Linked DNA regions of Homo sapiens: regions 2 and 3 are each linked to region 1. A link is a loop called in an ENCODE intact Hi-C map of the cell type or tissue named here. Cell type or tissue: B cell. All regions are shown on one strand. Each heading gives the region's core, and the rest is flanking DNA. Links, peaks and the distances in the headings are about the cores only.

What was found. Hi-C counts contacts between places; a loop is a spot of excess contacts. Peaks named below come from ENCODE experiments on the same cell type or tissue, not always from the same donor. Only the 100,000 strongest peaks of a DNase experiment are listed, where the experiment ranks them.
Region 2: it touches region 1 in a loop (2.7-fold over the local background); 2 of 110 quality-filtered maps call a loop at or near these places.
Region 3: a loop joins it to region 1, with 7 times the contacts of the local background. A loop is called at or near these places in 26 of 110 quality-filtered maps.

What each region holds. Positions count from the first base shown.
Region 1 is chr3:122,693,798-122,704,781 of GRCh38, reverse strand. PARP14 (poly(ADP-ribose) polymerase family member 14) reads right to left here. Exons shown (of 17, transcript NM_017554.3): 5 at 9,120-9,356; 6 at 3,147-5,392; 7 at 804-1,040; 8 at 34-255. Among named protein-coding and RNA genes, the nearest start is that of PARP14, 18 kb to the right of the region's middle. RefSeq lists an enhancer at 3,192-3,692. In B cell, for the core only: no CTCF peak of the experiment used is centred there; a DNase peak (open chromatin) is centred at 6,351; H3K4me3 peaks cover 2,717 bases; H3K27ac peaks cover 5,000 bases.
Region 2 is chr3:122,614,456-122,625,439 of GRCh38, reverse strand. It overlaps PARP15 (poly(ADP-ribose) polymerase family member 15), which reads right to left. Exons shown (of 12, transcript NM_001113523.3): 5 at 9,583-9,661; 6 at 8,276-8,425; 7 at 5,597-5,659; 8 at 3,829-3,996. Among named protein-coding and RNA genes, the nearest start is that of PARP15, 42 kb to the right of the region's middle. In B cell, for the core only: no CTCF peak of the experiment used is centred there; a DNase peak (open chromatin) is centred at 7,959; H3K27ac peaks cover 4,262 bases.
Region 3 is chr3:122,571,291-122,582,274 of GRCh38, reverse strand. It overlaps DTX3L (deltex E3 ubiquitin ligase 3L), which reads right to left. Exons shown (of 5, transcript NM_138287.3): 5 at 7,072-10,597. The coding sequence ends at 10,528. PARP15 (poly(ADP-ribose) polymerase family member 15) reads right to left here and starts at 4,625. Exons shown (of 12, transcript NM_001113523.3): 1 at 4,422-4,625. The coding sequence starts at 4,607. RefSeq lists a silencer at 4,269-4,318 and enhancers at 4,379-4,658, 6,193-6,242. In B cell, for the core only: no CTCF peak of the experiment used is centred there; DNase peaks (open chromatin) are centred at 3,164, 3,794, 4,564 and 5,914; H3K4me3 peaks cover 3,755 bases; H3K27ac peaks cover 4,543 bases.

The DNA.
Region 1 (10,984 bases), core at 3,335-8,334:
TGCCAAAATAATCAGAAATTAGTGGCACTGTACCTGAATATTTTCATGATCACTCGGGTGCAGCAGAAAGTGAACCTCTTGTAAAGTTTTCAGCTGATTCTTGCTACTAAATTTGAACACCTCTGAAATGATTAATTCAGCGAATATGTTTTTAGGAAATCCCAAGTTTCCTGTTCCTATTGCTGGAAATGCAATTGATTTTAAGGACAAGCTCTCAGTGATCTCCATACATTCTCTGATTATGTCTTCCATTATCTGAAACGCACAAAGCACATCCTTATACATCTTGTCTAGAAATGGGAGTTAGAACAAAAAGGACAAGAATTTAGCAACTTTGTGAACTTGAATACTCCTTTTTGCTGTCAACACTGATTAAGGGCAATCAGAAGAGGAAAGAAAAATACAGGAGAAGGCAAGGAAAAGGAAAAGAGAATGCGAGAGACTTAAACACATTCACAATGAAGGAAAGAAGCAAAGCAACTACTGTTCTTTTCCTTCATTCTCTTCCATTCTTCACACCCTCCTCTGGCTTTCTTCACTAAGCAAGCAATAATATTATCTTCAGTAACCCTTCCCTGAGCTCCAATAATTATTGAGCACAATAATCCATTTATAGTATTAACTAGTCCTCAGGAGAAGTCAGCTACAGCTGAAAGAAATGGCCACATGATGGAATCTGCCAAAAGAGTGATTATTATGGAAGAGAAACAGACAAGGCCCAATCTATGTCCAATTAATATGCTACTAAAAGGAGAACCCAAAGGGCTACCCAACTTCATGGAGAATTCAAAACCAGGCCCAACCTTGAGTGAAGATGTGCTACCATTTCTCCACTCCGGAGCTACCACGTGAAGCACATAGCGACAGTCCAGATTCCAGCTGCTGGTTTTGAGCACTGTGCCCATGCTGACAGCCACCCCTTGTCCAACTGTGTCCAATTCCTCCTGGAGCTCTGGTCCAGCTTTTTCCAAGAGGGACTTAGAAAGAGGCCCTCTACTAAGCACGAGATCCAAGGGAACGGAGTTGACAACAACATCGGTCTTAAAGACAAAACCAAAAATTTGTTTCAAATTTTAACAAAAAGCATTCATCAATGATTACTATATTTGAGGCACTGGGCTTGGCACAATTGGAGACAACTAAGATGACTACGGTTTCAGTGATTGAAATATCAACATAAGACAAAGTGTGACTAAATACTTATTGAAGTGACACTTAGGAAAAAAAGAGAGCAGTCAAAAAGTAATCTATGAATGGTATGGCATCACTGAAGGAGTCCAGAGAAAGCTGTTTCAGTAACTAGTGAAGATACCATGGGCAATGTGGGGTTTGAGAAATGGGAAGAATTTCAGCAGGCAGAGCAAGACAGGGAGCAGCATGAACATAGGCATGGTGGGTTGTGAGCTGTGAACAGATTAATTTGATCTGAGAGAGCTTCTGCAGCAAAATGGTATGCTCCAGGCTAGAAATGTTACACTGGGGGTAAACTAGGGGGCCCACCTCGAGTGCCAAGACATCTGGACTCCCTGACAGAAAGGGAGCAGCCCCGGAAGCTTTTTCATCAGTGAATGTGAGCAGATTAATCGGGCTAGATTAGAGAGGTCAAGAGAACAGAGGAGAGGGAATGTAACCAAGTGATTTTCAAAGCTGCCCTGCCTGGGTCACTAAGGAGTAATGCAGAGCAGTTATTACAGCCATGGAAGCTAAGCATCTATGGGAGTGAAAGGAAAGCAAACTATGACTGTTTTTTGTTTTTTGTTTTTTTTTTTTGTTTTTTTTTTTTTTTTTAAGAGAGAGGGTCTTGCTCTGTCCACCCAGGCTGGAGGGCAGTGGCATGATCATAGTTCACTGCAGCCTCAAACTCCTAGGGTTCAAGTGATCCTCCCACCTCAGCATTCCGAGTAGTAAGGACTACAGGTATGAGCCACCATGCCTAGCTGGGAAAGAATGTCTTGATATTTGGTGTCAAAAGAGACAAGGAATGAAATTCATTCCCATAACTGATGCTTGGTCCAAAGAGTTTTTATTTAATTTTTTAAAATGAGACACAACATTATTTTTAACATTTTGAAAGAGTGCAATGGTTAAGAGCCTGAACAAATTCCAATCCTGGCTCTACCATTTGCTAGTTGGGGGATGTGGGCAAATTACCTAACCCCTTTAAGTCTCACTCCCTCATCTGTAAAGTGAGAATAATAATAATCCTAGAATCTGCCGCATGGCAGTGAATGAGAACATGCATGTCAAAAACAGCACAGTGCTGGCTGGACATGATGGCTCACGCCTCTAATCCCAGCACTTTGGGAGGCTGAAGCAGGCGGATCACCCGAGGTCAGGAGTTCAAGACCAGCCTGGCCAACATGGTGAAACCCCATCTCTACCAAAAAAAATACAAAAATTAGCCAGGCGTGGTGGCATGCACCTGTAGTCCCAGCTACTCGGGAGGCTGAGGTGGGAGAATCACTTGAACCCAGGGGGCGGAGGTTGCAGTGAGCCGAGATGGTGCCACTGCACTCCAGCCTGGATGACAGAGAGAGACCCTGCCTCAAAAAAATAAAAAGAAAAAGAAACATATTAGCCTCCCTCCAACCCCTGCCATGCCCCTGCAGCCTACAAGAATTGTCCCCACATATTGCCTGGCACCTGTAACTTCCTCAGGTCCACTTTTCACTTCCTCACTGGTGTTGGGCGCTGATGGCCCCTTAGACTCTGGCCCCAAGCTCACTCTTGCTCAGCATCATTGACAAGATTCCTGTCCTCTGCATACCCTATGCTCTGATTGTTCTGTATCTGCTGTCAGTAAATTAGGAAATTAGTCTTAGATTTACCAAAACACGGCAGGTGTAAGGTATAGAGAACTGTCTAAACGTGTGATATTATGGAGTTTTACATCTACTGGAAATCTAGCAATCTGACCTCTATACCCTTTCAGTTCTCACAAATAATTGGCCGATCTCTATTAGTAAATGATTTGGTAAGAAGCCCAATTATCTAAGGAAAATTGTTTCAAGGCAGGGGTGGAAGGCATGGGATTCTCTCCCTTGATTCTCACCTTGGTCCTTATCTTTCTTCAGCCCTCCATGAGAGAGCCACTGACTAAGTAAAGTCACAGTGCCCTGGTGGTGTTCTGTAAAAGCGACACTCACCTTAGCATTCTGCACACCCTCTTTCACCAACAGCATCTGCAGGCCTCCCGGGGACACCAGGCTTCCTTTTTCCCATGATGTTTTCCCAGGCCCCGCTGCTGCTGGTGGTAAACCTGGCGGGGCAGCTGTATCTGGCAGGGTGGCTTTAAATACAGTTTTCACAGCTTCTGCAAAGGCCTCAACAGTCTTCTCAGATACATCCACAAGGTAGATTTCTTTCAAGCAGTGTCCATCCTTCTTGAATTGGAAGTTTTCCTTGATGGCAGAAACAATGGTCTCCACGCATCGGCCTAAGGGAAAGCCAAAGACTCCAGAACTAATAGCTGGGATGGCTATGGATCGGTACTTGTATTTTTCGGCTAGACAGAGACTGAGTTGCACAGCTCTCCTTAATAGGTACACACACCTCGGGGCCTCATATCCGCTCCAGCGGGGCCCCACTGCATGGATCACGTGGTGGTAGGGCAGCTTTCCTGCCTTGGAGATGGTGGCATTGCCCGGTAGGAGTCTGCCCTCTCTCTTCACTATCTGGTCACAGTCGGCCTGGAGCTCAGGGCCAGCTGCTTTTGAGAGCGCAGCGGCCAGGCCACCATAATGCTTAAGGTCCTCATTAGATGCATTCACCACCACATCGACAGGAAGCCGTGCCAAGTCACCCTGCTGCACAATCAGCACAACGCCAGGGGCCAAGACTGTCCGAGAGAAGCACTTCTGCCCAGCGGGGCTGCCTCCCTCCTTCATTACTTCATTCTCCTGTAGTTCAATGTAACAACCAAACAACCGTTTGATCTCACTTTGATAAAACCGTGCTTTATCCTGGAAGAACTGCTTGGCTCCTGGCTTATCAGTATGGACACTTTTAACACAGACTGAATCCCAGACTTGCTTGACAATGTCCACTGCCTTCAGTACTTCGGTCTTTGAGCCAGTTAGTAAAATGCCTTTTTGTTTGTTCTCAGGATTGAAACTTACCTGCACATTTACCTTCTTTATCTTTGGCCAGAATAGCTTCTTTTCTGTCTTTAAATAGTCAATAACTAAGGAAGGCTTTACTTCAACCAGTCTCTCTATTTTCATGTTTTGTTCAACGAAGTTAAAAAGCAATTTATAGGTTTCATTTACTTCTTTTACACAGCCTGTAATGATGACTTCAGCTGTGGTTTCTGAAGTTAACTCATTGATGATTACAGTGTTTGGGGAGGAATTTTGTTTCTTAAGCAAATTGTGAGTGAGCCCTTTCCATTTCTTGCCATGAAGAACTTCTTTGTTCTCAACTTCAATGCGCTTATAATTTAAGGCACTGAGCATTTGCTTTTCTGCTTCTAACAGGGCTTCAGAAGAACAGCTGGTTAAGAGAACAGTTGTACCCTCTAGCTCATAAAGTGCAAGAATCTTCTGTGCTATGAAAAGACACTTAGAGAATTCTTTCCAGTTTACCTGTTGCAAAAACTGAAAAATCTCAGGAGAAACCTGAATGTTTTTCTGAGCCATGGTGTACACCTTTTCCTGGATTTCACACTTTGCTTTATACACATCTGCACTAGGTCCTTTCAAGCACAAGTGTTGAGTGACTCTATCGTAACAAATCTCTATCTCTGGGCACTCCGTGAGTAAATGGTCCAGTAGACTGCTGTGACACAAAAGAAAATACCTGCCTGGAGAAATGATCATTTTTTCCTTCAAACTTTGCTCTTCCCTTTTAATTTTTTGAGTAGTGCTTTCTATTAACTCCCTGACTTGTACCTCAATGCTTTGGACATCCTCTGATTTCCCTGCTAAGATTACCATCTCCTTAAGTGTATCAAACTCAATCAAAATCCTGTCATCTTTCACATCATTTTTTATGGTGTCCCACATTGTTGGATCCACTTTAATTGGGTTGACTTTATATTTAGACCTGATGCTAGAGAGTGTTGTGGAAGTATCTGCCTGCCAGGTCTTGATTCTCGGTCTTCCTTCATTGACTAAGGTGGCTGCTGGTCTGATGGTAACTTTACCACTGAGTTGGGACCACGTGAGCTCACAGTGACAACGCCTCATTTCATCGTTTATCTCCTCAATGAGGTGATTCTTTTTCTGTAAGAACTTCCATAAGGGAAGATCTAGTGACTCTTCAAATGGTGCTGGAAGCTTGATCAGAGGCTTCTCCTTTCCATACAAGGCTGTGCCCAATGAGGCATAGTATGGGAACACAGAAAGTGGCATTTTATTGAAGTCGAGTTTTGTGGCCATGATGGTGTCTAACACTTAAAAGGAAAGAAGTAAAATAATGTAAGCCCAGGATGATATATGGCAAATAAAAACAAAACAAAATTTTCCTATTTTAGAGAAAAAAAAATCTAATGTTTTTCTAACACTTAAAGGAAAGAAATAAAACAATGTAAGACCAAGATGATATGTGGCAAAGAAAAACAAAACAAAATCTTCCCATTTTAGAGTAAAAAAAACTAATGTTGGTAGAATTTTGATGTTACAGCGTATTAAAAAGCAATATACTCTCAAAGTGCTCAAATATAAACTGATATGTGTTAGCAGTGCACAGGTATCCCTTATTGAATGGAATAATTACTTTCTAGCCAAGATCCATCTATGTTGAAATCTTGTTAATTAAATTCTGTTTACTGTTTTCCTGATATTACTGATATATCACCATCATGTTAAGAAATACATGAGTTTGGTCACAATCGTGAGAATAATGTTTGCCCTAGTATAAAAAATATTTTGGTGCTCAAAGTATAAAAAATATTTTGGTGCTCAAAGTGAAGCTCACCTTAGTATTATGCTATTTGTTCTTCTTGTACAGTCCTATAATTTTAGGCTTCAAAGTTGACTTAGATTAACATTAATACCTCAAAAAGGAGGAGCATAATAATAAATTATTATAGCTTAGCATGTGTCACACACTATTCTGAGTGCTTTACATATATTTAATTCATTTCATCCTCACAACAACCATTTGAGGTAGAGACATTATTATTATCATCCTACTAAAACTGAGGCTAGGAAAGGTTAGATAACTTGGATAGGGTTACATAGACTGCAGATAATTCAGCTGAGATTCAGTGGTTGTCCAACCCCAACGCCCATCCTCTTGCCCCTCTACCAAATCCAAGTTATCATCACTGTCCTCTGAGAGCCCAGCCCCACAGACTATGATTCAGTAAGAACCACACCTCCTCCTGGCCCTGCTGGAATCTCCCTTTTCCACTTCACTGGGTGTGTTTGCATGTGTGTGCATGTGCATGCTCTTCTCTTCCAAGCCCCTCCTCGTTTTGTGTAAGTTATTAAGCAGAGCATCTGCAGAAAGGGAATCAGAATGTGCTCCAATAACAACTTGGGTTAAAAGAGCAACCTTTGTGGAAAGATGTTAAAAATAACTTCACCTTGTGTATGATTGGGTCCTAGAGCTGGTATCAAGCATGAGGGAAAAGCAGTGGCCTTCAGAGGCCCAAACATATAGCTTCAACTTCCCTGTGGCAGCCCTGAGCTTTATAGCTTCAACATGGCTCTGTGGCAGCCCTGAGCCTGGGCAGTATTTATGATTACCAACTTACTGAGCACCATCAGGCACCAGGCTCTTTGCTGGTATTATTTCATTTCAACCTCACAGCATTCCTCTAAGTAACCAGTAATGTGAACCCCATTTTACAGATAAGAACACAGAGGCTTAGGTGGGTTAAAGTAACTCGGCCAAGATTACAAAGCTAGTAAGCACCAAGGCCAGGAATCAAACTCAGGTCTGTCTGACTCAAGAACCATCACAGATGTCACCTTAATATGCCTTAAAGTCTCCATCCTGCTTTTCTTGTCTGTAAGGACAAAGTTTATCTAACTGTGCAGATTATTAATGGGATTGTGAGATACTGTAGCAGAAAAAACAGCAAAAGATCTTACAGACATAGGTGTTCAATGAAAATTCTCTTAAGAAATAAAACAGATTTTGTGAAGTTGAACCAAATAATTTTACAGTAAAATGCCTAATTTTTTCCTTTCAAGAAATCTACATAAAACACAATATTGTACAATAAATTCTCTTTTAAACCAAGCTCTATCTACCATCTGCCTCATTATTGGCAACCCATTGTGAATGGTGAAATATCCTATAAGAAAAATTAACGTTATAGGTGAACAGGAGATTTGGAAAGAGGAGAGAAGTTAGGGTATATGTTATGGGACCAGAATACCCAAGTTCAAATCCTGACTATGTCACTCACTAGCTGTGTAATCTTGGGCAAGTTATTGGACCTTTCTGTGCTTCAGTTTCGTCATGTGCAAAACAGGGATTATAACAATCAAGATGCCCATAAGACTGTCTGAATGCACTTGGTAATAACCTGCGAAGCTATGCAAATGTAAGTTAAAATTAAAAGAAGGAGAAGCTAAGCTGGGTGCAGTGACTCACGCCTATAATCCCAGCACTTTAGGAGGCAAAGGAGGGAGTATTGCTTGAGCCCAGGAGTTCAAGACCAGACTGGGAAACATGGCGAAACTCCATCTCTACTAAAAATACAATATATTAGCTGGGTATGGTGGCATGCACCTGTACTCCCAGCTACTCTGGAGGCTGAGGTGGAAGGATCACCTGAGCCTGGGGAGGCTGATGCTGCAGTGAGCCATGATCATGCCACTGCACTCCAGCCTGAGAGACAGTGAGACCCTGTCTCAAATACATAATAAAATGAAAATAAAAAATAAAAAGGAGAAGCTAGAGAACATAAAAGAAAGTCAGTAAATCACAGATGGTGGAGGACAGAGAATGAGTGAGTTTGGAGGAGGAGGTGTGGTCAAAAAAGTTAGATGGTGCAAAGAGATCAGGGAGAAAGGGAACCTTTGAGAGTGCCTCATAGAGTTTACATGAATAGCTCTGGCAGAAAATAAACCTTAATTAAATAGTACTTAACATTAGTTGTATATGTGCAGAATAGCCCTTCTGAGGACAAACCCAACAGCCCCATGCCCTAAAGATGTTTGAAAGCCCTGAAAATATCAACTCTCACCACAAACTGGGAGGTTAATTTCTAGGGTAGAGGATTTTATGTACCCCTCTCTCTCCCTGGGCCCAAGACCAGGCAGAGGGAGATTTGAATATGTGACAGAAGCTCCTCTTTGTCCCTTTGCCCAAGGAATAGTAGGTCTTTCATTCCATTTTAATTCAAACCATACTTTCATCCAGTTTTCCCAACACATGAAAACTGAGTTGGGAAAAGGGAGGTTCCTTCAAGTACCTTGTTGAAACAACTTCTCTCAAGTGGGTGGCATACCACATTATCCTATGTCATGCCCCACCCTGATTAATCCCAGGCACAGTTTTCCTTCTTTTCCCAAGAAGCCTGGCCCCCTAATTCCTTCTGCTCAGCCTTGACTTCTGAACACAAGTGGAACCTCCAAGCTGACCTTGCATATGCCTCAGAGAACTGGCAGTCTATATCACAAAACACTCAGAAGTGTTTCTCTAAGGTTCAGCTAGACATGGGTTTCACAGGGTCACTCCAAACAATAGTCCAGCAGGCATCCACTGGTCATGTGAAACCACTCCTGTCCATTTTTGAATGATGATACAATAGGTGAAAGGAGTGGTACTTTATAGGAACTCTATGAGTTGCTGAGTATTTCTTTACCTAACCTTGTCATAATTAATTTGAGAGCTTCTATCAAGTGTGTGGCTAAAACACAGATCATCTCCTTTTTAATATATTATTTCAAAGATCCCAAGAATATATTTTTCAGCCCATCATAGGTAGAGACTCATGAAAAAACCTCCTTATATCTTTCAAAAACTTGATTTTGCTTCTCTAAAGTCTGAATCACTGGCCTTATTAAGCATCATATCGCAGATGAACAGGATTATTTATTCAATTCCCAAAGAAATACATAAATAAACAAATAAAACACATCAGAACTAAATTTATAACTATTAAGCTCTGCTAATAATGGCCTAGATTATGCCAGGTATGACAGGTTAATAAATATTACCTTTTCTGTCAAAAAATTCAATCAGAGCTGAACTCTCTTCAGGAAAATATTCAACATTGGCAACTCTTCCCCCTCCATTATAGGGATTTTCAAAGAAAAGTTTTAAACTGTAGTCATCAGCACCAGGTGGCAGGTTTTCAACCCTGATTGTGTTTGTCACTTCCAGAAGTCTTGGAGAAAGCTGAAGTTGTTTAATTGAATGGTGCTTGGTACAATCATCAACAAATCTTATAGTATCTACAAACCAAAAAAAAAAAGAAAGAAAATCAGTAAATTTTTATTGTATCTTTATGTTGTATAGAAGAAAATGTCTGGCTACTAATTGAAATAAAAGGAAGAGCTAAGCACTCCATTTTTAGACACAAGATTTTAATACCTACATGAGAATTTACATACCTAAAACTCCCAGTCGCTGGGCGACACACACACGAATGTCTTACTTGGATTGCTGCCACTGAGCTGTGTCCCCACTTCCTGCCCCAGACCTCACCAACCCTCCTGAGGGTTTTCCCTACAAATCTCATTTCACCCCTTTCTCAAGCCCTTCAATGGCTCCCCATTACCTGCAGGTATGAGCGTTGACACTCCTCAGCCAGGTGTACAATGCCCTTGGTGATGTGACTCGAAACTAATTTCCAAGCATCACCTTCGGTTATTCCCTGCCATTCATTTTATTGTCCGTGTTGCCACAAAAACTAGTCATTATTTTTGTAAAACCCCTTCTCCTTGAAAGGGTCTTTGTGTATACAATTTCCTGCATTTGGAATGCTCTTCTCTAGTTTTTGTCTTGATCCTATTCATCTTTTAGGACTCAACTCAATTGTCTCTTTAATAATAAGTATTGGCCGGGCGTGGTGGTTCATGCCTGTAATCTAAGCACTCTGGGAAGCCAAGGCAGGCGGATCACCTGAGATCAGGAGTTCGAGAAAAGCCTGGCCAACATAGTGAAACTCCGTCTCTACTAAAAATACGAAAATTAGCCAGGCATGGTTGTGCGCGCCTGTAGTCCCAGCTACTCAGGAAGTTGAGGCAGGAGAATCACTTGTAGTGAGCTGAGATCACGCCACTGCATTGCATTCCAGCCTGGGCGACAGAGCAAGACTCTATCTTAAAATAATAATAATAATAAGTATTGATGGTGGGCCCACGATGTGCCAGGCACTGTGCTAGGATCTGAGGATACAGAAATAAATATAACAAATCTTTGCCAGTGCATCATCCATGTGGGAGCAAGTCTTGAGAGCAAATAAATTGCCTATTGTGGGATCAAATGAGGTGGGAAGACTAATACTGGGAATCAGACAATGGTTCCCAGAGTAAGTGGCTCTGATCTGGGTTTTGAACAATGAAGAGGGGTTTACCAGATGGATAGGGAAAGATCTATGTCAAGCAGATGGAATATATTCTGGACATTATGAATATAAACTTCACAGAAGCAAGACCAAGCCACCTTGTTTGGGTCCCTTTCCTCCCATTTCCCACAGCTTTTTGTTCACAGCTTAGAGACAGCTTCTTCTCTTGGACCTTCTTTATTTGTTTACATATGGGCTTCCTCCCTGACCCCAGGCTATGAGTTTCTCAAGGGCAGGAACCTGATTATTCATCTCTGTGCCCACAGCACCTAGACCAGTGCCTGGCACATATTAAGCATTCAAGATTCTGATCGATGAACAAAAGCAAGTCCATTTAGTTTTTCCTTTGTAAGAAACAGTAATAAATTTGAAATAAGAATAGCTCCCTTTCAGTCATTACTACGTCTCAGGTACTACGTTAAGTTGTTAAGCACTTTTCTTTTTCTTTTCTTTTCTTTTTTTTTTTTTCAGACACGGGGTCTCACTCTGTCACCCAGGCTGGAGTGCAGTGGC
Region 2 (10,984 bases), core at 5,036-10,035, 81 kb after region 1:
ACCACTAAAAATACAAAAATTAGCCAGCCATGGTGGCGGACACCTGTAATCCCAGCTACTCGGGAAGCTAAGGTAGGAAAATCACTTGAACCAGGGAGGTGGAGGTTGCAGTGAGCCAAGATCGTGCCACTGAACTCCAGCCTGGGTGACAGAGTGAGACACTGTCTCAAAAAACAACAACAAAAAAACAAACAAAGAACAACAACAACAACAAACAAAACCCTATCTCTAAATCTGAGGTACCAGGGTTAGGACTTCAACATATGAATTTTGGAGAGACACACTCAACCTATAACACCTCTACACTTCAGTTTGCTCAGCTAGAAATTGGGGGTAATAATAGAAGGTAATAGGGATAAGAATATGGTAGGTAAGAATAGAGTAATTAAGAATATAATAATGGTAAAAAAATGTAATAGTAAAAAAAAAAAGTAATGGTAAAATTTGTGCAGGATTTGGGACCAGGCTGCATGGCTTTGAACCTAGCTCTGTTGCTAGGTTGAACCTACCCTCAAGTTCCTCATCTACAAAATGGGGACACAGAGTATAGGATGGATCCAGGTTTTGAAATTTACATATCTCAGAAAAAGAATAAGTATACAATTATGTATAATGGTGAATATTTAGAATCAGAAAAGAAACCACAACAAAGTGTATCTTTTAAAATGCTGAAAATTAGATTCCTAACGCAACTTTCCTTAGCTGTATCGCATAAATGTTTACAGCCACCCCAGCATCACTCAGTGCAAGGGGAAGTATGAGACGTCAAAGTGGGGGAAACAGTGGTCTTAATTCATGATGGTTAAAATATCCTACTTTTGAAATTTTACTAAGTCATATAACCAGGTGAAGACATTATTAGGGCTCCTCTCAGGATCTTTTAAAAAGCCTGTGCAAGTGAAGTCTGATCACTTAAGCTTCATTATCTTCACAATAAACTTGTCTTTGCTAATAGTTTCCATGTCACAGGTATGAAGACCAACCCTCCCAGTTTCCCCAGAGCAGAGAGGCTGCCTGCAACATGGGACTTTCTGTGTTAAAACCAGGAAAGTCCTGGTCAAACTCGAAAGAATTGATCACCCTATATAAGGTTACTGTGAGGAATACATGAGCTTTGACATGTAAAACACCTAGAACGTACAGTAAGGACTCAATAAATCTTAGCAATTATTAATATTACTAATACAACTAATGTAGCTATTCCAGCTACTTCATAGGAGTTTAGTGGTACTCAAAATAGACTGCGTCTAGTAAGCATTTATTTTTTCTTTCTTTCTTTTTTTTTTTCCGAGATAGAGTCTCACTTTGTTGCCCATGCTGGAGTGCAGTGGTGCAATCTCAGCTCACTGCAACCTCTGCCTCCCGAATTCAAGTGATTCTCCCACCTCAGCCTCCTGAGTAGCTGAGACTAGAGGTGTCCGCCACCACGCCTGGCTAATTTTTCTATTTTAGTAGAGACAGGGTTTCAACATGTTGGCCAGGCTGGTCTCGAACTCCTGACCTCAAGCAATCAAGTGATCCACCCGCCTCAGCCCCGCAAAGTGCTAGGATTACAGGCGTGAGCCCCTGAGCCAGGTCTGAGAAACATTCCAAAAATGTCCGTTGAAATCAATGGGGAAGAGAACATCCATGAGCATCTCTGAAGGCATCATCAAAATCACCTGTTATTCATTCCTCCATTCAACAAAATTTAATGGGCAATGATTCTTCACTCAACACGGGGCAGAGAAGACATAAAGATCTGGTCCTTCCCTTTTGAGGATCTCACAATGTATTCACAGTCGAAGAGGTGTGGCACAAGCATTTCATGGCCTCCCACTTCCTCCTCTGGGGCTTTGCACTTACTCTCCTCCAACACTTACGATTATTGGTTGGTTCTTTTGCTGACTTTTCTGCCCTTTCCCTGCCACAATCTACCTGTGGGCATTTCTCACTGTTCTGGTCTCAGCCCTCTTCTCTTTCTGTATGCAGTCCCTTGACAGGCTCATTCCACCTATCCAGTTGCAACCCTTCCCACTATGTGGCTGAACACACCTACACCTGTGACCTCTGCATTGGGTATCATTCTTGGTTACAATGTCTTGCATCTGTTCCAAAATCATGAATTCCTGAAGGGGCCAGAGCTTACTCCACTCTGTTTGCCCAGTGCCAAGTAGCAGAGTGCTTGCCCTGGGTGATGGGAACAAAACAATTTGGGTTTGTGAGAGCTGTAATTTGCCAGATGGTGTGGGAGAAGCTCCAGATCGGGAGAAATGCATGAATAAAAGAAACAAAAAGTGGTAACAAAATGCCTGCAGCACGTTCCCCCTGGCTTCCCTATTGGCCTCATTACCGCCGATAGCAAAAGGTTATAACAAAAGGTTATCGGTGTGTGGAAGCCAGGAAGAATGTACTGCAAACATTGCAGGGTGCCCTGGGGTTCATACGAGAGGGACCTGGGATACCTGCAGGAGCATTCTGTTTTAATCTGGGAAGAGGAAGGAAGTCTACAGAGTTGAGCTAAAATGATGGTGGTGGCTGTAAGACCAGGAATTTAATTGCTGAAAAACTCTCTTAGATTAATGGTAATCTGTGGCTACATACTATTAATACTTCCCAAATAAGAAGCCCTCACTTCCATGAGAGTGACAGGGGACATGGATGTGAATGAATCAGGAAGTGAGTGACCAGTAGCACTGTCAACTAAGAAGAGCAAATGACTGGATGATATGACAGAGATGAGGAAAGCGTTCCTAGAAACTGTGAGCAGGACAAACCTGAGTTTGTTGCTCATGGGGAGTGACTGCATCTTACTCATGATTTTCTCCCCAGTGCCTTGCACAGAGCCTAGGTAACGGCATTTCAATTCAATGAATGAATGCACAAATGAGGAGCCGGCTGGGAGATGCTGAAGTAAACCAGATGGGGGAGGTCTGAAGAGTTTGGAAACAAAAAGAAAGGCTGGAATTCAACAACTCTCTGGAAGAAGATTCAGCAGGACTTGCTGACTGTGGGTGTCTGGGGACACAACAAAGCAAGGATGGCAGGCCAGGGCAGCTGGGAGCGTCATGGCACCACCAAAGGAGGAAACGAGAAAGCCCAGGAGCTCAAGAGGAGTGTCTGTTTTCAAGAGAGGATCATGAGTTTGGATTCTGATGTAATGAAGTTTCTGGTAATAGAAAACTCCCCCAGAGGAGATCCTGGAGAGAATGAGAAATGCTGATTTGGGAGTCAATGCAGAAATGTTACCAGACATGAGACTGAATGAATCCCCCAAGGAGAAAAAATGAAGAGTGAGAAAACTATGAAGTTAAGGACCAAACTTGGAAAGATACTTAGGGAACATAAAATAAAGAAGAAAGGGGTGGGCACAGTGGCCCATGCCTGTAATCCCAGCACTTAGGGAGGCTGAGGCAGGCGGATTGCTTGAGCCTAGGAGTTTGAGACCAGCGTGGGCAACATGGGGAAACGCTGTCTCCATAAAAAATACAAATATTTGCCAGGCATGGTGGTACACACCTGTGGTCCTAGCTATTTGGGAGGCTGAAGTGGGAGGATTGCGTGAGCCTGGGAGGAGGAGGTTGCAGTGAGCTGAGATTACACCACTGCACTCCAGCCTGGGCAACAGAGTGAGACTCTGTCTTGAAAAAATAAAGAAGAAAGATGGAGGAAAGAGGCTTCGGCCCAGTAGCTGGTGGTGCCCTCCAGATCTAAAAGATGGCTCCCTCTCTGATTTACATCATTGTTCCCACTTTCAGATGGATTCAGCACTGATCTGCTTAAGAGTGAGACTAATTCTAAAGGAATTTGTATCACTCAAATTTTATTATAGAATGATAAGCTGCAAACCTGTTCCAATGGCTGGAAGGGAAACCGATGTGTACTTCCTCTGTTCACACTCTTCTAGAACACTGGTGACCGTTTTCCTGACATCTTTTCCCCCAGGAACATGAATTATTATTTTGCACTTTAAGCATCCACCTGGTGTAATTATAAAATCTCTGTGAGGCTGTGCAGCTGAAAAAAAGGAAAGAAAAACAAACATGCAGCCCATTAATTACTGGAGGCAACACTTTGATTTTTGAGAAATGAAAACAGCTGACATCCGTGAAGGCTGTGAAGCCCAGTCTCACTCGAGCTTGTTGGTTTCATTCACTGGACTGTGACAACCACATTTTCTTTACAATCAGAATTCTCGAGCTCAACAAATACACTGTTGAGTATTTGGGGTGCTGTTCAAAAGTACTTTATCTGCATCAATCTGCTCAATCCTCAAAACAAGCCTATGAGGCAGGTACTGTTTTCCCCATTACACACATGAAACAGCCACAGAGAGAGGTAAGGTCAGTAGCTAAAGATTGCCTAGGACTCGAACCCAAGCAGCCAGTCTCCATAGCTCTTAACCCCCACTCTGCTGTCCCAGAAGAGCAATTTCTATGCACATTCAGCCACATTAATTTTGAAGGAGATAAAAGCAACGTACTCTGTGGCACAGAGGTGTGAAAGGATGAAAACTTCTCCTTGGCTCAGGACCCTAGAGCTCTTGAGCACATGGAAATTATGAGGGCCATTTTAAGGCACTGCTTCTTTGGTTCAGACTGCTCTGAGTAAGGCTGGGGCCAGCAAAAGGGAGGAGGAGAGTGGATCCCTGCCCATCCCATCCTGCCCTCCTGAGGAGCACCCATGACCAGGCACTCCCTAGGGCCCCTCGGGTGTCCCTCCCACCCTCCCCTCCCAGGCAGCCTCCTCAGGCTTTTCCAGCTTGTCCAGCCCACCTTCATCCTCTGCTCCTGCCTCCCAGGCACAGCGAGCTCTCCCAGTACTCAAACACCTGCTAACGTCCTCATGTTAGTAATCAAATATTACCTTCCTTTGCTGTCACTCCAGAACTGTATTCACTCCAGAGAAATTTCTTAATCAGAGGACAGCTACTAAGATAGGAGTTTCAGGCATTGTAGCAGGTCGGTTGTGGGAATACATTGTCAAACATGGTGCTCTATGACTTCTTGAAAGCATACTCATAGCTGAGTGTCTACCCTACTCTGCAAGGGATATTTTGAAGGACAAACAGTTTATAATCACTACCTTAGGTTCCCCACTCAAAGTCCACACTCATTCATAAAAGGATTAGAAGTTGGCTATATGCAGTTGTGCTGGAAGAAGTAGAACAAGTTTGGGGAAAGTTTGTACAGCACTTCACAGTTTACAGAACTTTTCACATTAATTGTTCCTTCTGATCCTCAAAACCACCTGTGGCACAGCTTTCCCACACTACTTATTAGTAGAACTTTCCTACTGATGAGAGAAGCAAAGCTCTTAGCAGTTAGATGACGTGCCTAGGATCGCTCAGTAAATGGCAGAGCCTGGATTATTAGGACCCAGGCCTGGGTTCTTTTTACTACTCAGGAAGTAAGAGACAGATGAGATGGTGGGATGAAGAACCTCTCCCCCATAGCCTCCAAGTTCCACCACCTCTGCCTGCTCTTCCAGTGAACCAACCTTCTTGCAAAGTTTTGCTCGCTACTTACTCCACCTCCAGTCCTCCTGTACATCCTCTCACTGTAATCTCAGCCCTCTGATTTTCAAGTTTGTAGTCAAAAGTAACATGTGCCCATACCTAGTACAGCACATTCACTTTCCACAGCTTGTCCAGCACCTTCTAAAATAGCTCTTGACACACCTAAATAAGACATGTTAATGGTAAAAGGCATCAGTTAGAATTCAATAAGTGGTTATAGTTTTTGTACATTAGACTTCTGCTCAACTCACCCTTTTGTGCATAATCCATTGACCACCCCCACGCCCGACCAACTGCTCTTTCTATAGCAACCTCCACCCAGTGGCTGATGAACAGTCTGATCTCAGTGCCATGGAAGTGCCCAGGAGCTGAAAGGCTGGCGTCTGCAACTTTACCTTCTCTATTTATACAGGACTGTTTTTGCAGTTATTTGAAATTTTTTGCATTCTACCCTTATTATTTTGTAAAAACGAATGAAACTATAAAAATAAAAGTTCTGATACTGAGAAGCATGGATCTCAAAACTGTAATAAAATCAAGCACTTTACTAAGTTCTTTGATTCCCTGCCCTGCTCAGTTAAACAGCTGGTTTCACTCCAGTGAATCTTCCAGTCAAAGTCGTAGCTTCACCACTTTGGTCAAGTCTAATGACAGCTGGGTCGAGTCGTTAAAAATATGGACTTTGCATTTTGACAAATTGGGTTGAAGTTGACTCCAGTATTTACTAGCTAGTATGTGACTAATAAGTTCCTCATCTGTTACACAGAGGCTAATATGGCACTTCCCTCACAGGGTTATTTGTACATTAAAAGAGATAATGGATGAAAAATGCTTAGCACAGAAGCCGGCATGCAGAAAATATTGAATGAATGTTAGTTGTTTTATCATTATGAAGATATCTATATCTCTATATCCTTGATTATATATGTGTTATAAAATGTCTCTTTTTAAAAAAATCTCTTTTCAATTTGTTTGTTCTGGTCTCTGTCTTTGCTGTGAAGATTTTCCTCAAATGTCAAGTGATCTTCACCAGTCCATTCCTATTTAAGAGTGAGCTTAGAAGCTCTATGCAAGAAGGCTTGTTGACCAGCGGGCTTCAGTGTAAGGCGAGCAGGCAGCACCTCCTGTCTGCTGCTCTGGGATCCATGCAGGAGAGGGGCTGGGCACTCGATGTTTGGTCCACAGATGTTCTCTTAAACAGTTTTCAGCCTAGCTCCTCATCTCACCTATGCCTGGTGCCCTAAGTCCAAAATCCCTCTGGTTCTGTTTCTCTAGAGAATAAACCTCCCATCTCTGGCCAGGGAAGAGCAAGGAAAGTTACTGCTGTATAGGATGGAGGATCCAATCAAGTAGTCTAACTGCTACTGATCTGGAATTTCATTCAATCTTATTTTCATCTCTGTACTTGCCCCCTGCCTTCCCAGATACCAGCAGCCTCTAATTCCTGTGTCTCTGGGGCTACTCTTCTCGCCTGCAGGTACTAAATTTTCTCTACTCCATGGCAGTTACCACCCTTGGCTAGCAGCTCCCCATCGTCTAAAAATTTGTTATCTTTTGTTCATAGTTGTTTTCCTTCCAACGTTCTTTTTTCTTGTGTGTTTATATCCTTTTCATTCCTTTACAGTATACAACTGTATACTGTAATACATAATGGAATTCCAAAAGGGGACAGGGATAAATGCATAGATTCAACTTAGCATGTTTCAAATAACCAAATGTTCTTTATGTCTACATTTTAAATGACTGAAAAATGGAATGACCAATGAATTAAATGGATATTCTACAGATTCACTTCTGCATGGTAAGTTCCATAATATTTTTCAACTTAGAAAATATTTAAATTCTATTTCCGTTTTATTTTACCCTTTTAATTTAAAAGTCAACATTTTATAATATACAAAAGTTTAAGAGGGCTGGGCATGGTGGCTCACACCTGTAATCCCAGCACTTAGGGAGGCCAAGACAGGCAGATCACCTGAGGTCAGGAGTTCCAGACCAGCTTGGCCAACATGGCAAAACCCCATCTCTACTAAAAAATAAATAAATAAATAAATTAGGGGGTGGCACATGCCTGTAGTCCCAGCTACTCAGGAGGCTAAGGCATGAGAATCACTTGAACCCGGGAGGCAGAGGTTGCAGTGAGCCAAGATTGCACCACTGCATTCCAGCCTGGGCGACAGAGTGAGACTCCGCCTCAAAAAACCCAAAAAGGTTGAGTGTATGTGTATAAGTTATAAATTAATAGACATATGAGGGGAGGGCCTGCCCGAATGTGTTACTATAATGGGAGTCAAACATGTCACGGAAAATAAAGAAAAACGGTTGCGTTTCATTTCTCGGTCAGTGTAATGCAGAGAAGAGAAGAGCTACCGAAGGTGAGTTCTAAATGCCAAGTAGGTTACATAAACAGGAAAGTAAAAATAGAGGAACTTAGAGGTACTAAACTATACTTGTGGAAATTCAACAGTTGAGAGCTGACACTAAGTACAATGCGTCAGTTAAACTCCACCTTTATATCAGTTAACACCCCATCTAATCCTCTCCTGGGAAATAGGTGTTTGACAGGCAAAGAAACTGACACTCAGAGAGGTTAAGTGACTTGTCCACAGCTACACATTGCTAAGTGGCATAGCTGGGATTCAACCCACGTCTTCCTGAGTTCAGAGACCACATATTTTCTACAACACTCTCTGTCCACTCAGGGCAAATATTAGCCACAATTTCCCTTCCAGAAATTAGTCATACTAATAATTACAATATATTGCTTAAATAAAGTACCTGATTTCCGATTAAATGTCCTTGCTGTTGAGTTTACAATAACATCTACCTGTTCAGTGGCTATATCTCCAGTAGCAACCTGAAAAGTAATTGCACCGATTTTCATTTCATATGCTGTGAAACAAGGCTTAGAGACAGTCCCGACCACACCTGAAAAGAAAGAAAATAGGTAAAGAATGGGCTGGCTCAGCTTCTGGAGGAACAGCACTCATCTTGGGGCCCTATTCTCTTCCCAGCTCAGCCCTCTTTCTTTTCCCCCAACATAAACCGAAATATTGCCACATCTCCTGGCCTCTTAAACAGCTTGGTTTTCTTTTTAAAGGAAATTAGAAAATAACGCTTTGTGACAGTAAGCATATCTACATTTTCTGAGTTACATAGGATAAGGCAGAAATATCCGATAGTGTCAGTCTGTTTACTGGCAAGAGCTGCTGGGGTGTCAAGAGAGAGGAGTGAGAAAAAAAAGGGAGTGTGAAAAGGGCACTGTCCTTTCTTGCAGACAACACTGCTAGGAGGGTCTTTTATTACCACAGGTGTAGCAATATAAAGGCTGCTCCAAAATCCCAGCACTTTGGGAGGCTGAGGTGGGAGGATCACTTGAGGTTAGGAGTTCGAGACCAGCTTGGTCAACATGGTGAAACCGTGTGTTTACTAAAAATACAGAAAAATTAGCTGGGTGTGGTGGTGCACACCTGTCATCCCAGCTACTCGGGAGACTGAAGCAGGAGGATTGCTTGAACCCAGGAGGCGGGGTTTGTAGTGAGCCAAGATCACGCCACTGCACTCCATCCTGGGTGACAGAGCAAGACTCCATCTCAAAAAAAAAAAAAAAAAAAAGACTGCTCAGAGGAAGTTACCTTTAACCTGTTGGCATATTACTCTCCACTCCACACTCTGAGGCTTACAACTTAGCTGTGCCACTTCAGCTCATCCCTTAAACCCTTTAGATCTACCTTTCAACGTTTATACAGTGGCAACAGAACCACCTGCCACGGGGCCATTGTACACGTTAAATAATATACTATATATGAAAGCAATCAGTAAAGTATAGTGTGCCAGGCACGGTTTAGTTATTATTTTATTACCATTTCTTAGAAACTCTGGTTTCATTACCATTAATTTGGTTCATGTTAATATGCGATTGCTTCTTTGTGTGCCCAGACAATGGGACATGCTCTAACACCTCCCCCATCACAGATTTGTTCTTCATGTGAATTAGCTTTGCCTACTTCTACTGGACTTCAACTACCACTGAAGAGTTGCTCAGCAAAAGGAAATATTTCCTTAGCAGAACGACTTTACCAGACCTTGGGTATCTCCTGCCATGGGAATCCTGGCCTTGTTGGGATTTATTCTTGACCAGTTAGTGAATTCATCTAAAAATGCCTGGAAATAGAAACAGTTACTGACTACAACAATATTGTGTAAAAATATTAATCCAATTCTTTGGAGCATTGATCATCAGATATCAAAGAGTTGATAACAATAGTTCTCAAAATATTTCCTCTTCCCTCAGAGACTTCTTAAAGGATTGCGGTTCAACCTAGGAATTTTCTCCACAAATAGCAGTGCTGATTTGCTTTACTTTGTGAGTAAACTAACACTGTCCAGGCAAGTATGTCAGCAGGGGTGCTGACTGTGGCTCTGCAGGAAGTCACATGCCTTTTTTGTGACCACTATCGTTATCCCTCCTCTTTTGAAGCCCCATAATTCTAATCTCCTACATCCAATAGGCTGAGGGAAGTGTAGAGTATTTGTAGGTGAGCAGGGGGCAGGGCAACAACGTTCCTTGGCATCTTTGGCTGTTAGGTACATTCTGGGGTTGATTAACAACAAATACATACAGTATGCTTCATCTCTTAGGTCCAGCCAAAGCCTCCTGAATGAAAACACGAAAATCCACGTTAGAAAACCTCAGACATTGAAGTTTTGTTTAGAAATGGAAAAAACAAAAAGGCATTTTGGTCGTGTGAGTGATAAAATTGAGCAATGGGCGACAGAGTAGAGTTATAAAGTTTCACTTGGGTTGTCTTCATCCATTTTCTTTCTTTTCAGGTATCTTTGGGACTGTTTCTACTTTTTCTTTTTCTCTTTCTTTCTTTCTTTTCTTTTCTTTTCTTTTTTTTTTTTTTTTGCAGACAGAGTCTCATTCTGTTGCCCAGGCTGGAGTGCAGTGGCATGATCTTGACTCACTGCAGCCTCAACCCCCTGGACTCAACTGATCCTCCCACCTCAGCCTCCCAAGTAGCTGGGACTACAGATGTACACCACCACGCCCGGCTAATTTTTTGTATTTTTTGTAGAGATGAGGTTTTGCCATGTGGCACAGGCTGGTTTTGAACTCCTGGACTCAAGCAATCCCCCTGCCTCAGCCTCCCAAAGTGCTGGGATTATAGGCGTGAGCCACTGCACCAGTCCATGTTTCTAATTCTTGGTTAACAATGAAATTTGGGGCAGTTACTTTCCAGATTGCTACTGAAGATGTCACCCCAATAAAGGGCAGATGTTATTGTGAACTCAACAAGGACACAGATATCACGAACAGTTTGCTAATAATAATTTCCCCCAGTTTATCTTTGAGCAAAAAAATATGTCTCTGGATATTTTATATTTACCGGGGGAAAAAAACTAAGAACCTTTGGGGGTAAATGTTGTTTTTTAAAATATTATTATTATTTCCTATGGATAAATTTGCTTACAAACTACATC
Region 3 (10,984 bases), core at 2,951-7,950, 120 kb after region 1:
ACTTGAGCCCAGGAAGTCAAGGCTGCTGTGAGCAGTGTTTGCACCACTGCATTCCAGCCTGGATGACAGAGGGAGACCTTGTTTCAAAAAAAAAAAGGAAATATCATTCACAATAAATGTGAAATAAAAACCTTTCAGACATGCAAAAGCTGAAAGAACTCATCACCAGTAGACCAGTGCTATAAGAAATGTTAAAAGGTTTTCAGAGAGAACAACAATAATGCTAGATGAAAATGGTAAAATGTGAGTAAATATAAAAGACTGGTTCTCTAATTTTTTAAGTCACTTTTAATCTCCAAATAACCAAAACTATCTTAAGAAAGAACAACTAAGCTGGTGATCTTTCACTTCCTGATTTCAAAACATATTACAAAGCTACAGTAGTCAAAACAGTACAGTACTGGCATAAAGAAGACATATAGAACAATGGACCAAAAAAGAAAAGCTTGATGGCATTGAATTTGGCAATGATTTCTTGGATATGACACCAAAAACACAGGCAATAAAAGTAAGAATAAACAAATGGACTACGTGAAGCAAAAAACCGCATAGCAAAGGAAACAATCAACAGAATAAAAAGGTGACCTACAGAACAGGAGAAAATATTTGCAAATCATATATTGGTGAAGAGGTTAATATTCAGAACATACAAAGAACCCCTACAACTCAACTTCAACAAAAACCTGATTTAAAAATGGGCCAAGGACTTGAATAGACATTTCTCTGAAGAAGATATACAAATGGATGACAAGAATATAAAAAGATGCTCAACACTGCTAATCATTAGGGAAATAAAAATCAAAAGCATGGTGGAATATCACCTCATACCCATTAGGATGGGTGCTGTGAAAGAAAAGGAAAGGAAAGGAAGATGGGAAGGAAGGAAGAAAGAAAATAAATAACAAGTATTGTCAAGGATGTGAAGAAATTGGAATCCTTGTGTACTGTTGGTGGGAATGCAAAAATGATTTGGTTGCTATGGAAAACAGCATGGCAGTCCCAAAAAAATTAAAAATAGGATTACCATATGATCCAGCAATCCCAGTTCTGGATATAAATACAAAAGAATTGAAAACAGGATCTTGAAGAGATACAGTAATCTGTCACTTAATGATGGGGATACAGTCTGATAAATGTGTTATTAGGCAATTCTGTCATTGTGTGAACACCATAGAGTGTACTTACACAAACCTAGATGGTATAGCCTACTATACACTTAGGCTATATGGTATAGTCTATTGCTCCTAGGCTACAAATCTATACAGCATGTTAACATACTGAATACTACAGGCAATGGTAACACAATGGGATTTGTGTATTAAACATATCTAAATATAGAAAAGGTACAGTAAAAACACAGTATTATAATCTTCCAGGACCAGCATGGTTTACATGGTCGGTCACTGACTGAACTTCATTATGCAGAGCATGACTGTATTTGTACAGTCATTATTATTAGCCCAAGTTCATTATTATTAGTCACAATAGCCAAAAGGTGGAAGCAACCCAAATCCATCAGTTGGTGAATGTATAAACAAAATATGTTTATATATACGTATAAAATATTATTCAGCCTTAAAAAGGAAGGAAATTCTGACACATGCTATCACATGGATGAACCCGGAAGACATTATGCTAAGTGAAATGTCAGTCCCAAAAAGACAAACACATACTGTTTCAGTTTTGCAAGATGAAAAAGTTCTGAAGATTGCCTATGCAACAATGTAAACACACCTAACACTACTGAACTGTATACTTAAAAATGGTTAAGACGGTAAATCTGATGTTATATGCATTTTATCATTATTTTTAAAAATAAAAGAAAAAGAAACTTGGTAGATTTCAGTGCAAATATTATCAAGGGTAAAAATGTCATTTCATAATGACAAATGAACCAATTCATCAAGAGGAAATAATCCTAAACATTTTATTCCTAATAACAGAGCTTCAAAATATATGAAGCAAAATTGAGAGAACTCCGAGGAGAAAATAAACAAATCCACAATTATAGTTGGAGATTTCATCATCCTCTCTAAATAATTGATAGAACAAGTAGACATAAAATCAGTAAGGACATGAGGACTTGAACAACAACCAACTCCACCTAATTGACATTTATAGAACACTCTATCCAATGAGAGAATGTACTTTGTTTTCAAGTGTGCTTGGAAATTTACCAAGATAGATCATATTGTGTCCATAAGACAAATGTCTCTGTGTGTGTGTGTGCGCGCGTGCATATATATATATATATATATATATATATATATATATACATATAGTTGCTGTTGTTGTTCAGACAGAGTCTTGCTCTGTCACCCAGGCTGGAGTGCAGTGGCGCAATCTCAGCTCACTGCAACCTCTGCCTCCCAGGTTCCAGCAATTCTCCTACCTCAGCCTCTTGAGTAGCTGGGACTACAGGTGTGTGCCACCATGCCTGGCTAATTTTTGTATTTTTAGTAGAGACGAGGTTTCACCATGTTCGCCAGGCTGATCTTGAACTCCTGACCTCAAGTGATCCACCTACCTTGGCCTCCCAAAGTGCTGGGATTACAGGCGTGAGCCACCGCGACCGGCCCTCAATACATAGATTTTAAAGAATTCAAATAATGAAAAATATGTTTTCTGACCACAATGAAATTTAACTATTAATAGAAAGCAGTAGCAAATTAGTGATACCTAAGGCTCCAAAGACTCTCTGCTGAATGATTTCATGTACATGACGTTCTGGAACTACAGGGACCAAAAGATGACCCTAGTGGTTGCCAGGAGCTCATCTTGAGTGAAGAGGTTGAAGACAAAGAAACTGGTAGAAAACTCTTTTATATCTTCATTATACTGGTAAACATTTGTCAAAACTCACAGAAGTATACACTAAAAAGTATGAATTTTCTAAATATAGAAAAGCTGTCTGTAAATTACACCTTAATTTTTAAAATGAAAGAAAACATCAAAGCATACATACACGTAAATAGACAACATAGCGAATGAGTAAACCTCATATATAATATTGAGAAAAAAGAAAAATTGAAATGTTTTATGTGAAGATAACTATAAACCTTCTTTAAAGACACAAAAATAGACTTAAACAATGAAAAGGCATCCTTTGTTTCGCTTCCTTTTCTATGTGCTTCAAAACATTCCTTCATAATGGAGATTTCATTGGTTGTGTCGAGGATCAGTACACAGATATTTCAATTTGTACACTATTCTTAACATACACACACAAAAAAGTTTAAAAAGTCATGTATTGTAATTGTTTTTAAAAGTTATTCTAGTGACTTTCCAGCTTAAAATTTGGAGGCAAATTTTCCTTAAGAGGATATGAAGTACCAGTATCTACAATTGTTGAAAAGCTGTTACATATGTCCCACCAATTCACAATTTAATATCATATACATTACATACTCAAATTTTCAATCTTTCACAGCACAGTAGGTTAGACCATGTCAACACCACCTAAAGATATCAGCTCTCTGTAATTTATTAATTTAATGCAATCCCAATAAAAATTCCAAAGAGCTTTTCTTTTTTTTTTTTAAACTGATCATACATCAGAAAAGTTCATAAGGAAAAATAAACAACAAGAATAGCTAGGAAAATAGTGACAAGGAAGCACTCTCTAGGAAGACTAGCCCTGACATTAAAACATACAGCAAAGCCTCTCTAAAGCAGATGAATAAACGGGTCAATGGATGAAAATAGAAGGTCCAGAAATACCCGAACCACATATGAAAGTCTAGTACATGATAAAGCTGGTATCTCAAGTTACTGGGACAGTGACGACCTTTATAATAAATGGTGTTGGGACACTTGATACCCATTTGAAAAAAAATAATTAGATTCACTCCTCAAACCACACACAATAACACACTCCAAATGTATTATAGATCTAAATGTAAAAAATACATCAGTTCAAGTACTAGAAGCAAGCATGAGTGAACTCTTCTATAACTTGGGTGTAGGGAAGAGTATGACTAAAAGTCATATATTAAAATATGACTAAAAGTCTAGACGTCATAAAATAAAAGACTGGTAAGTCTTGCCACACAAAATTTAAAATATTTGCATGGCAAAGAGAAACAAAAGCCCCCCATAAGCAAACTCAAAAAACAAAAAATAAATTGGGAGGACATATTCATAACACATATCACGAATAAAGGACTCATATCCTTTCAAACTTTATAAAGAACTTTTAAATTTTAAGGGAAAAAAAAAAAAAACCACCAGAAATGCTAAGGAAAAAGAAGCAGCACGCATCCCCCTCTTCCGGAACAGGGAAGTCAGTGTAGTCGGCGCCCCCTAGAAGAGAGGGTTGTGCGTGGCGTGGGGTCTCTGCGCCCGCTCGGGCTGCTGGGTCTTGCGGGCCCCAGGCTCAGCCCTGCTGTCCCCTTCCCGCACCCGTCCCCCGCGCTCCTCACCATACTCCGGGAGGAAGAGCGCCGGGAGGCCTTCCGCGCCCCACGGTTCCCGGCCGGCAGCACGCTCCCCGCCTCCCGATCTCGTCCGGCTCTGGAAGTAACACCTGCAACTCCGTGCATAAGTTCTCTGGGGGTCGGAGCCCCTGGACTCAGAGCAGCGGCAGGAAGGGGGCCTGGCGCAGCCATCCTCAGCTCGCTGGGACTGCAGTTGCGCCCCACCCAACAGGCTTGTGCCTCGAACTTCTTTTCTCTGAAAACCGCTTCCGTCAAAGATTGAGGCCTCGAGTTTGCGAACAGCTGCCTCAGGATTGTGTCGCCCTTTGGGACAGACGTTACTGCCAGACAAATCCTGGGTCAAAATCCTGAGGTCTGCAATTTTATTAGTTATGTAGCCTCAGTCAATAGCATCTGTACAGTGGGCACAGCCATAACTATTTCATGTTATTATAATGAAGATTAAATGAGATAAAGTCTGTAGAATGCCTGGCACATTAAAACACAGGAATCAGTATTCCTTTCCTTTTCTGTTGGGCATCCCACTCCTTTCCCCCCAATTCTCCCTACACACCCATATTTAGAAAAATACACTGGGTTCTCTCCTGTGCTCCCTAAGCCAGGGCTGGAGTCAGGTTCCCCTCTGGCCCAACAGGGCATTATTTAATTCAATCAACGCGTATTGAAGGCCTTTGATATGCCTGGCACTGTGTTAAGATTATAAAGATGAATTAGACACAGATCCCCTCTCTTTGGAGTGAGGGGTGAAGTAGGAGGTGGAGAAATAAAACATAGATTAATACTGTTACCTGGTGTATCACGAAAAGTCCTGGCAGTATACAGATGGTATACTCAAAATTAATAATTGAAGATAATTTAATAAAGAAATTATTTACACAGGTGTGGGCAAAGGGTTAAGGAAACCATTGAGAGATGGTGAAGTAGCCTCCTCCCCTTACCATCTAGGCTGAAGGGGCAAGGGAGGGGGCATCTCCTGAACTTGGTAAGAGCTATACCAAGTGCCAGCAGGTAGAACCCATGACTGCTTTCGGAAGACAGCCAGGGGAGTATAAGCATCCCAAGTACTCTCTCCGTGTGCCTTCCAATCTCGTGCTGGTACCTCCCACTGCAGAACCCAATGAGTAATCAGAGAATGGAGCTGATGTGGTACTTAGAGGTCAGCCCTCAGTACCACCTCCAAGGCAGAGAGCAGGGTAAAAGGTTTTGGTATCGTATTTGCATTGAGATACATATAAAGTATTAGGATAACAGAAATCAGTGGTTCGTTGTAATTTAGAGACAAGATTGGAGAAAAGTTTCTATAGTAGTGGCATTTCAGTAAGACCTTGCATGATGAGTAGGGGACTTTCTAAGAGGAAAATCAGGTGAAGAATGAGAATGAGGTGTGTCTCTCTCTCCCTCTCTCTCTTCAGAGTTCCCTTTTTCATCATCTGTCATGCAGAGAGCAGCGATGGGGGTGGATTACACAGAACAAAGATCACATGAATGAAAGCATAGACTGTGCTTTGGAAAATCTTGTAGTCTGGTGTGACTGAACCCTAGGGACTTGGTGGTGAGGAAGGAGCACAAAGTATGCAAAGTGGCATGAGCAATCGCTAACGGCCATGCTGCTGAGTTTAAACTCTATTTTCTAGGCCAGTGGATCTCTAAATGTAATTCCCAGACCAGCAACATCAGGTTCATTGTGAAGCAGTAACCAGGGTGATAACCCCTAGCACCGCGTTACATTACATCTTACTTTGCCTCACTTCTCTTTTTGTTTGTCCTTGGGCTTGGACCTCCAAAATTATTAATATCTTAATCTTTGCATCAAGCTCTATGTTTTAGATCTGATCAATAAAAATGACCCAATCGATAAAAAAGGAAATAGCACCTAACTTCTGTATGGAAATCAAACCAAAAACAGTACTAAACATTTTTTTTTTTTTTTGAGACAGAGTCTCGCTCTGTTGCCCAGGCTGGAGTGCAGTGGCCTGATCCCAGCCTACTGCAACCTCTGCCTCCTGGGTTCAAGCAATTCTCATGCCTCAGCCTCCGGAATAGCTGGGATTACAGATGTGTACCACCATGCCTGGATAATTTTTGTAAACACTAAACTATTACGGTAAGTGTAAGGAAGTCCAATAAAGATCTTATTTTTCTCCTAATGATTACTTTGATGCTATTTTCAGGGAAGCATCAAATATGTATTATTCTTTTATTTTATTTTTTCTTTGGAGAGAAGGGTGCCCCTGATCTAATAGTGCTCAATGACCTGTCTGGGTACTTCAGCACCAATGTTGGAGAGGTGAAACAGAACCTCAAGAAGCAAGGAGAGGGCAAATATAGTTTGATAGGGTATTGTATATACTCTCTCCAGGAGAGAAGAGATGATATCTGCAGCCTACTTTTATCTTTATAACCTATATGTTATAAGGAAAAAATACTGAGAAATGTGATTTTTACAGCCAAAAGTAACAGCAGTGAAGTCAAGAGTAGTTAAGTTGTACTGTGATCATATTTAGGAAGCAGCTACACACAAAATCAACCAAAGATCTCCATGCACATGTTATACAACTGTATGCTGTGTGTGTTGTAGGAAACACCCAGAATCTCAACCTAAAGGAAAAAAAAAGAAGCAAGGGAAAGAACACAATTTGTTCCAAATCTTTAACTTTATTTAAAGCAGATACAGATGATAACAGCTTCCAAAGAGTAAAAGCAGTAACCCAAATGCTCTGCAATCTCCCACACCATGAAACTTGCATGTCACACACAGTGCAATCTCCCATCCAGAATCCAGAACTTAGTAGAAACCAAACTTTTGCTTCTTTGGAACAAATTTAGCTAAAAGATGAACAGCTAGAAAATAACTATAATAGTAAAGAATTTAATGAATCACCAAAAACTAAATTTATAATCTGATTTTTTTTTAAAAACATGTATCATTTAGCTTAAGCTTCCTCAACTCTCTGGACAAAGAAAAAGATTCTGAGTTTTTAAGTTCTTCCAATAGGATTTCCTCTGGGGAAATTTGCTTTGAATACTGTGTGGGAATCCATTTCTGAGAGAAGCCCAGAATAAAGGGATCGCCTCAGGCTGCTCCATGGAGAAGTACCCTCATGGGAGACAGTACAGCTCTGGGGGGCAGAGCTATGGGGGCAGACTACCTGGTTCATACCCCAGCATTTCCACTTATTAACTGTGTGACCTTTGGCAAGTTGCTTATCCTCTCTGTGCACCAGTTTTCTCAGTTATAAAATGGGAATATGAACTGTATCAATCACACAGATGTAAAGCTGTTGTAAAGGGGACAAACTAAGGTAAGTACTCATTAAATATTAGCTATTATTATCTGATAAAAAAATTTGTACATGTGTGTATGTGTATCTTTGGGAAAAGAAGAAGACATCTTGTTTACTATTTTTTTGGAGAGAGGCTGGGACATGGATAATCACATAATTTGCTATTATTACTTTAATCTGACTTGAAGAACCGTTTAAAAATAAAATTTAGCATGTCATATATTCCTTATAGTAGGCTTATTTCACCTTTTTTCTGTCCAGAGAGAGTATCAGTGAGAAAGATTTTAAGGGTGAAAACATGAATTGGTGGGACTTAGTAAAGAGCTGAAAAACTACTACAATGTGGGCTACGGTTATTATAAAATGATAGAGATGGAAACTAGAGTAAGTTTATTTTGTCTGTTAAACCTGGAAGTGAGCTAGGCATGGTCACTCACGCCTGTAATCCCAACACTTTGGGAGCCCAAGACAGGAGGATCCCTTGAGTCCAGGAGTTCAAGACCAGTCTGGGCAACACAGGGACACCCCATCTCGACCAAAAAAAAAAAAAAAAGCCAGGCATGGTGGTGCACTTCTGTGGTCCCAGCCACTTGAGAGGCTGAGGTGGGAGGATCACTTGGCCCCAGGAGGTTGAGGCTGCAGTGAGTCGTCATTGTGCCACTGCACTCCAGCCTGGGGGACACAGTGAGACCCTGTCTCAAAACAACAACAACAAAAACAAAGCAAAACAAAACAAAAAACACTTGGAAGTGGGGTATACTCAAAAATATAAAATTATCTAGAGAAAAACAATGCTCAGAAATATATAGCATTACTGTGGCAGGGCAAGTGCACCCAATATGGCAGTTTACAAGGAGCAGAAAGCAAAGGCTCAAGTGAGGGGCCTGGTCAGAGTTCAGGCTCCAAGTGTTCTAGAATAAGAAACTCAAGTCAGGCACCGTGGCACATGCCTATAATCCCATCTACTCGAGAGGCCAAGGTTGGGGGATGGCTTGAGCCCAGGAGTTCAAGTCCAGTCTTGATGTCTTCCCTTGAGAGACAGGGCAATATAGTAAGGACTTGTCTCTTAAGGGAAAAAGCAATGAAAGAAAGAAGCTCAGTTTTCCAAATTAGTAGCAAGGACTCCAGAAATGGCTTCCTTACTCCTGCCTCTGCCAAAGATTTAGGAGGCAAATATCCCTCTGCTGGCTTACTAGCAACCTGAGTCAGGCAAACAATTTTATGAAACACTGCTACAGTTTAGTTTGTTTGACCTCCTCCAAATCTCATGTTGAAATTTGATCCTCAGTGTTGGAGGTGAAGCCTAACGGGAGGGGTCTGGGTCATGGGGGCAGATTCCCCCATGAATGGCTTGGTGCTGTTCTCATGGGAGTGACTCACTCTTAGTTCCTGAAGAACTGCTTGTTAAAAAGAGCCTGGCACCTCCCCGACACCTCTCTCTCTCACTTCCTCTCTGTCATTTGATTTCTGCACACACTGGCTGCCCTTTGCTATGAATGGAAGCAGCCTGAGGCTTTCACCGGATGCCCAACCTTCTAGCCAGCAAAATTGTGAGCCAAACAAACCTTTTTCTTTATCAATTACCCAGTCTCAGGTGTTCTTTTATAGCAACACAAACAGACTAAGACAGGCACCAACTATATACTAGGCTCTTGGTCATTAAAAATGATAGTCTTGTGTGGGTGTGGTGGCTCATGCCTGTAATTCCAGCACTTTGGGAGGCCAAGGCAGGAGGATCATTTGAGCTCAGGAGTTTGAAACCAGCCTGGCCAACATGGCAAAACCCCGTCTCTACTAAAAATACAAAAAATTAGCCGGGTGTGGAGGCACACACCTGTAATCCCAGCTACTCAGGAGGCTGAGGCAGGAGAATCGCTTGAACCCGGGAAGTGGAGGTTGCAGTGAGCCAAGATCACACCACTGCATTCCAGCCTGGGTGACAGAGTGAGACTCCATCTCAAATAATAATAATAATAGTCTTATTCCATTTATTACCAATGCTTGCCCAATCTCTACTCATGGCCACTTTTCTTACCATGAGTAAGAAAGCAGAATGTGGGTCTTTAATTTTTCACAACCAACCCTTTTTCCTCCCATTTACAATAGAATTTCACTTTCACAGGTAGAGATGAAGGGGAAAACACACAAAAAACCAAAGAACCACCCCAGAGATGGCAATGAAAAAGAGATCAATTGGCAGCCGAGAGTCCAACTGAAGGACACAGAAGATTATTTCGGACCCACCTCTAACCCCAGTGATGACACAAGAGGGATGACACCTTTGCAGCAGATTTTACACAGATTTGGGGGGCTTTTGTCTTCCATAAAAAGTATCACTCCAGGGCTGGGCGCGGTGGCTCACGCCTATAATCCCAACACTTTGGAAGGCTGAGGCGGGCGGATCACGAGGTCAGGAGATCGAGACCATCCTGGCTAACACAGTGAAACCCTGTCTCTACTAAAAATACAAAAACAAAAATTAGCCGGGCATGGTGGTGGGCGCCTGTAGTCCCAGCTACTCGGGAGGCTGAGGTAGGAGAATGGCATGAACCTGGGAGGCGGAGCTTGCAGTGAGCCGAGATCATGCCACTGCACTCCAGCGCGAGCGACAGAGCAGACTCCGTCTCAAAAAAAAAAGTATCACTCCAGAAATGACAGACTAGCAGATTGTTATTCTTATACAAACCATTTCTTGAGAAGAAAAATTTCAAAGTCCTTTCTACATAAGGATTTAGACTGGCATTAAATCAGCCTCCTAAAATATATTTTTTTGAAAGCTTGATTTAAGACATCTTCCAGCAGTTGTCTTACTCAATTCCTTTGGCTTTCAGCTCCTCTTTGACACGTTTCAGGTAAGAAGGATCAGGATAGCCATACCTGAAGAAACAAAAATTCCTTTAGTGTCACCACAAATTGTTCGGATATGTGCAATAGATATCCAGCATTTAAGGATTTAATTAATATCCAGTGTTGCAAACATTCACAAGTAATCCTGAAGGTGGATGACGTATCATGACTTTTAAATTCGCAGATGCGAGTCATTTCGCTAGCGAGTGAGCCTAGCTGTCTGGCCAGCATCTGCCTTTCAAGCTGGCTTCTACCCTGCCAACTACAAAGTATTAATATGATGTATTTATTACATTTCGCATCAAAGGGCAGGGGGTTTGAGAATCCAAGATGAATAGTAATACGTTGATTTACTTTGAGGCTTCATGTCTATGTTAATTCTTAAAATTTTTCAGTTTATGGTAAGTAGTGACTCTC